Linked DNA regions of Homo sapiens: region 1 is linked to region 2. Evidence: read pairs that join two places in POLR2A ChIA-PET (ENCODE). Cell type or tissue: PC-9. All regions are shown on one strand.

Region 1 (2,500 bases), 760 kb before region 2:
ACAGACTTTATGGTCTCCAAGGGAGACCCCTCCATTTCATGTTTTGTGATTTGAGCAACAGACTGGAATCTACTTGAAATTTGCAAATGGTCTTTGACTTGGGCTTTCCAATTTTGCTCTACTTCACAGTGTTTTCTGGGTTATATACAAGGGAGATGATCCAGTCATTTGTTAAGCGCCTCAAATAAGACATGCCCTAGATGTTTTTTTGTTTGTTTTGTCAAATTGGGATTATCTTTGTGTCTTTGGAGAATATAAAATACTAACATGAGGTAAGCACTAAGGTTCTGAGATGGCCGTGGAAGAGATGACAAACTCCATCACCATGCCTGAGAGTGTCCAATCGTCTCTGCGGGGGCCACATATTTTTGTATTACACTGTATTTGAAATAACAACAACAACAACAAAAAACCCTTCAAGATTCATAAAATTGGACAACTGTCTTTGTAACACTTCTAGTGGTAAAACCAGTAAGGATGGCTAGTTTGCAACCCATCTGAGCAGCCTCTCTGGTTTCATAGATATGTTTTCTCTCTGACATTGAACGGCTTTCAACTTGAAACGGAATGCTACATCACAAAGATAAACAGGTTTGAAAGGAACCGGTTTTCCTTGTAATCCTAAACGTTCAAGTCTGCGCATTAAAAGACATTATCTGAAGAAGGGTGCACAAGCTTCCTGTTGGCCGCCAGAAGGGTTCTCTGCAGGACACAGATCAAGTACCACAGTCTTAGGGGGAGACCAGACGCGGGATCTCTGCACACCTCCCCAAAGGACAATGGCAGGAGGAAAAGGAGAAAGAGACAGACGTCACTTCCTCCGCCAGCTCCGGCAGCGGGTTGATCGGCTGAGTCGGCGGAGGGTGGGGCGGAAGAGCAGACGGGGACTGGGAAAGGCGCTGTCGGTGACATCACGGATAGGGCGATTTCTATGTAGATGAGGCAGCGCAGGGGCTGCTGCTTCGCCACTAAGGAGTTCCCGTGCCGTGGGAGCGGGTTCAGGACCGCTGGTCGGACCTGAGAGTCCCAGCTGTGTGTCAGGGCTAGGAGGGCTGTGGGCGGTGGGGGGGTGGGGTGGGGGGGGGGGCGTTCGCGGGGCAAGTGACCGTGCGTGTAAAGGGTGAAGCGTGTGAGGCTGTGGCGGGGCGGAGGTGCAAAAGCTCATACTTACCTGGAAGGGGAGATACCATGATCACGAAGGTGGTTTTTCTCAGGGCGAAGCTTATCCATTGCGTTCCGGATGTGCTGACCCCTGCGATTTCCCCAAGTGTGGGAAACTCGAGTGCATAATTTGTGATAGTAGGGAACTACGTTCGCGCTTTCTCTTGGTGCTTCTGTGGTGCGAATAGTAGGTGAGCCGTAAGTGTTTTTGTAATTCAGGGTGCGGGCTCGTGTTTTGTGGCTGTGTTCTGTCCGGTCAGTTGTTTCCGTTCGCAACGGTTAGTTTTCCTTTGTGAGGCCATGTTTGGGGACAGCTTAGAACTATCCACTTGCTCTCTTGGGAGGCGAATTTCAGTCTCTGTTGGTTGGGTTGTTCTCCCAGGTTAGCTGCCGCGGTACTTGCTAGGTGGAGCTCAGGGATCAAGGGTCGGGAGCTTTCTGGTTTGTTCAGTGCTCCCAGGGCTTCTAACATCTCTTAAAAACTCTGGTGTTTTCTGTCATCCTCGGAGTTACCTCTTAGCCTCTGTTTTTTTGTTGTTGTTTTTTCCCCCCCTCCCTAAGACAAGTCTCGCTGTACCGTCCAGGCTGGAGAAGTGGCGCGATCTTCCCATCTCAGGCTCCCGAGTAGGACAACCGCACGCCACCACACCCGGCTAGTTTTTTCTCTTTTTTTTTTTTTCTTTTCTTTTCTTTCTCTTTCTTTTTCTTTTTTCGTAGCGGTTTCACCATTCTGCTCAGGCTGGGCTCCAACTCCTGGGCTCAAGTGGTCCGCCCAGCCTTCTGAAGTGCTGGGATTACAGGTGCGATCCATCTTGCCCTGGCAGCTCCTGCTTTTCACCACAGCATTCACGGGAGTTTGTAGGATTTCTGTGCTGGGGAAACGTGTACTCAGTTAATAGAGCCAGGTGGAAGTTGTACTCAGAACTGGTGGTTTTCTTTGGAATGAAAACCGTGCATGTTGGGGGCTCTTAGTGTCCCCGTTCGGTTGTAGGCATAACACCCTTGCTTTGTGTAGGGGGAGGGCTTTGCCCATGCCCTGGTGCCCCGGCGCAGGGCATCGAGGTCTGCAGTTCAGAACCGCAGTCTAACCTATGTCTTGGCGGAATACCCTGCTAAGTCTCCCTGGAATGTAAGATGGGAGGTCTTGTGAGGAGGTTTCTACAAGTAAGAAAACAAATTTCCATTCGGTTTTTATTGACAAAATTGAAAATTATAATAACTGAGTCCAGCCTCTCAGATGACAAATGTCTTTTGCACTGAGAGCTGGGAACCGCCGCTTGCCTCAGCTCCTGCGTGCAGGTGCAGCCCTCGCTTCCCTCCACACTTTCTCCAGCGGGTG
Region 2 (2,500 bases):
GAGAGCTTCCTTTTAATTTTCCTCTTGTAGGTTTTTCCTGCAGTCTAAATTGCTTAGCCTAGAAATAAACGGGAAGACAAACCTGATTATTTAGTTCTGATACTCTAAAGGAATCAAGCGTATTTCAGATGCGTTGGTGGTATAGTGGTGAGCATAGCTGCCTTCCAAGCAGTTGACCCGGGTTCGATTCCCGGCCAACGCAGTGTCAGTTTTTCTCTTCAGCTTTTTAGACTGAGTAGGCCTGGAAACCGAGCAAAGTAGGGAACACAGGAAAAGAGTTTTGACCACTTTTGTGTCCTAGGTCTGCACCAGTATGGTCTGTCCCTCCCACAGTAAACATCTGTATTTTGGTAACTGCACGTGCGCGCCTAGCCCGTCTGATGGGTTCGGCCGCTGGCGTCCAAACAATAACTCTCCTAGGGGTCTAGGGAAGTTAACAATAACTCTCCTAGGGGTCTAAGGAAGTGTCTGAAATAGAGGCTGGTTGGATTTGTTTTTCTGAATCGGCAGAGGTGGCTCTGATATATTTATGAGTCAAGATGAGGAAGTCAGCACAAGCTCCCACAATGCCAGAGAGTACACAGCGCTTCTTGTACCTGTGAGGGAAGCAAGAAATTAAGACGGGGCTCTCATCCCCTCCCCAGCTCACTAGCTCCGTTTTTCTTCCGGTTCCACCATTCTGGGAAGAGAAACCTCAATTCCGTGGTACAGGCTGCAGATGTAATTTGAAAAATCCTTCGAGGCTGCCCCTCTCATCCCTGGGCGAAGCAGCTTGATTCCTTGGAGGGGGAAGAGGGAAATGGAGGCAGAGAGGTGAGAGGAGAGAGGCGAGAGGCGGCGTGGTCCCGGGTTGCAGCTGACGCTTTCTGCCCTCTAGTCAGGACCTTGGCCCGCCGCCGCCCAGCGGAGCGGGTGGTGCTATCGCTGGCATCGAGGGATTTAGAGTCTAAGAAACTGATTCAGGTGTCGGAGCTTCAAGGTTGCAGAGTGAAAAAGTTTGGAATTGATTGATGCGGACGTCAGGGACTGGCCAAATAAAAGTAGCACGAAATAGCCATTCCTATTTCAAGAGGCATTAAATCCAGCTGTAGCGCGCCGCCTGGTTAGTGGCTCGCCGTGATCGTATAGTGGTTAGTACTCTGCGTTGTGGCCGCAGCAACCTCGGTTCGAATCCGAGTCACGGCAGGTGGTTCTAACTTGCTGGGGTGGCGGTTTTTTTTTTTTTTAATTAACACTTTTAAAAGAGTGACACATGCTTGTAATTCTGCCTTCGCTTAAGGCATCCCCGCGGAAGTGCAGTCCACAGATTCGGTGAATAACAATAGCTCCAGGCCGACGTGGTGGCTCGCGCCATTACGTAATCCCAGCAGCTTTGGGAAGTCTCGGAGGCGGGAGAATCCCTGGAGCCCAGGAGTTCGCGACCAGCTTGAGACGCCTCCCCACAATGTCAGAATTTTTTTTTTTTTTTTTTTTTTGAGACAGAGTCTTGCTCTGTCGCCCAGGCTGGAGTGCAGTGGCGCGATCTCGGCTCACTGCAACCCCCGCCTCCCGGGTTCAAGCAATTCTCCTGCCTCAGCCTCCTGAGTAGCTGGGATTACAGGCGCCCGCCACCACGCCCAGCTAATTTTTGTATCTTTAGTAGAGACGAGGTTTCACTATGTTGGTCAGGCTGGTCTCGAACCCCTGACCTCGTGATCCACCCGCCTCGGCCTCCCAAAGTGCTGGGATTACAGGCTTGAGCCATCGCCCCCGGCCAGAAAAAGAATTTTTAAGATGGTGGCGGGCGCTTTTGGTCCCAGCTACTTAGGGAGGGTGAAGTGGGAGCATCGCTTGAGCCCGGGAAGTAGAGGCTGCAATGAACTATGATCGCGCCACTGCACTCCAGCCTGGGCGACAGAGCGGGACCCTGTCTCAAACAACAATAGTTCCAGTTGGCTCACACTGCGGCTCGCCCACCAAGGTGCTAAGCAGCCCAGGCGGGAAGCTTTAGAGCGATATGGAGGCCCACGGAGCTGGGACCACGGTTGTTCTTTTGGCCTTCACTTGAGCAGAGGAGAGAACCCTTCCCTTGTGACTCTGGAACTCAGTGCCTCTTCCAGGATGGAGAATTAAAATGCTTTGCAGAGAGGTCTTTGCGCCTCTCATCTGAGTTTCCTTGGGCTCTTTCGCACCCTCCTCTGAAGTGGGTGAGGAGGTTCCCTCAGTGGAAGGAATGTGCGGAAAACACTAAGGTTTCAGGCAGGACTCGTGATTCCCGAGTCCTCCGCGAGACTTCCTGGCTCTCTGCAGCCCCCATCGCTCTCTAAACCCCGAATTCCTTCATGGCAAAAAGCTATTATGAAAAGGCTACTGCCGTGTCCACCAGTCCTAGGTCCTGAAACTTCTTTCACACGCAATAATATGCAATTAGATCATACAACCGCTCCGTCAGTGGAAAATGATTCCATATAAGAAGACGCCAGTAATCAGTGCCCGGCTAGCTCAGTCGGTAGAGCATGAG

The links. Peaks named below come from ENCODE experiments on the same cell type or tissue, not always from the same donor. Only the 100,000 strongest peaks of a DNase experiment are listed, where the experiment ranks them.
Region 1: POLR2A ChIA-PET joins it to region 2 with 31 read pairs; 3 of 35 experiments call an interaction of 5 or more read pairs at or near these places.

Annotation. Positions count from the first base shown.
Region 1 is chr1:145,279,953-145,282,452 of GRCh38, forward strand. It overlaps RNVU1-14 (RNA, variant U1 small nuclear 14), which reads left to right and starts at 1,164; the gene lies at 1,164-1,327. It also overlaps the pseudogene LOC101060170. RefSeq lists an enhancer at 915-1,639 and silencers at 1,084-1,373, 1,541-1,880. In PC-9, no CTCF peak of the experiment used is centred here; DNase peaks (open chromatin) are centred at 1,249, 1,519 and 1,750; H3K4me3 peaks cover 1,501 bases; H3K27ac peaks cover 1,574 bases.
Region 2 is chr1:146,036,931-146,039,430 of GRCh38, forward strand. TRG-TCC2-1 (tRNA-Gly (anticodon TCC) 2-1) reads left to right here and starts at 131; the gene lies at 131-202. It overlaps TRH-GTG1-1 (tRNA-His (anticodon GTG) 1-1), which reads left to right and starts at 1,114; the gene lies at 1,114-1,185. It overlaps TRK-CTT2-1 (tRNA-Lys (anticodon CTT) 2-1), which reads left to right and starts at 2,471; the gene lies at 2,471-2,500. RefSeq lists silencers at 102-291, 1,032-1,231, 2,452-2,500 and enhancers at 532-581, 1,937-2,500, 2,132-2,241. In PC-9, no CTCF peak of the experiment used is centred here; DNase peaks (open chromatin) are centred at 151, 561, 1,261 and 2,381; H3K4me3 peaks cover 2,500 bases; H3K27ac peaks cover 2,369 bases.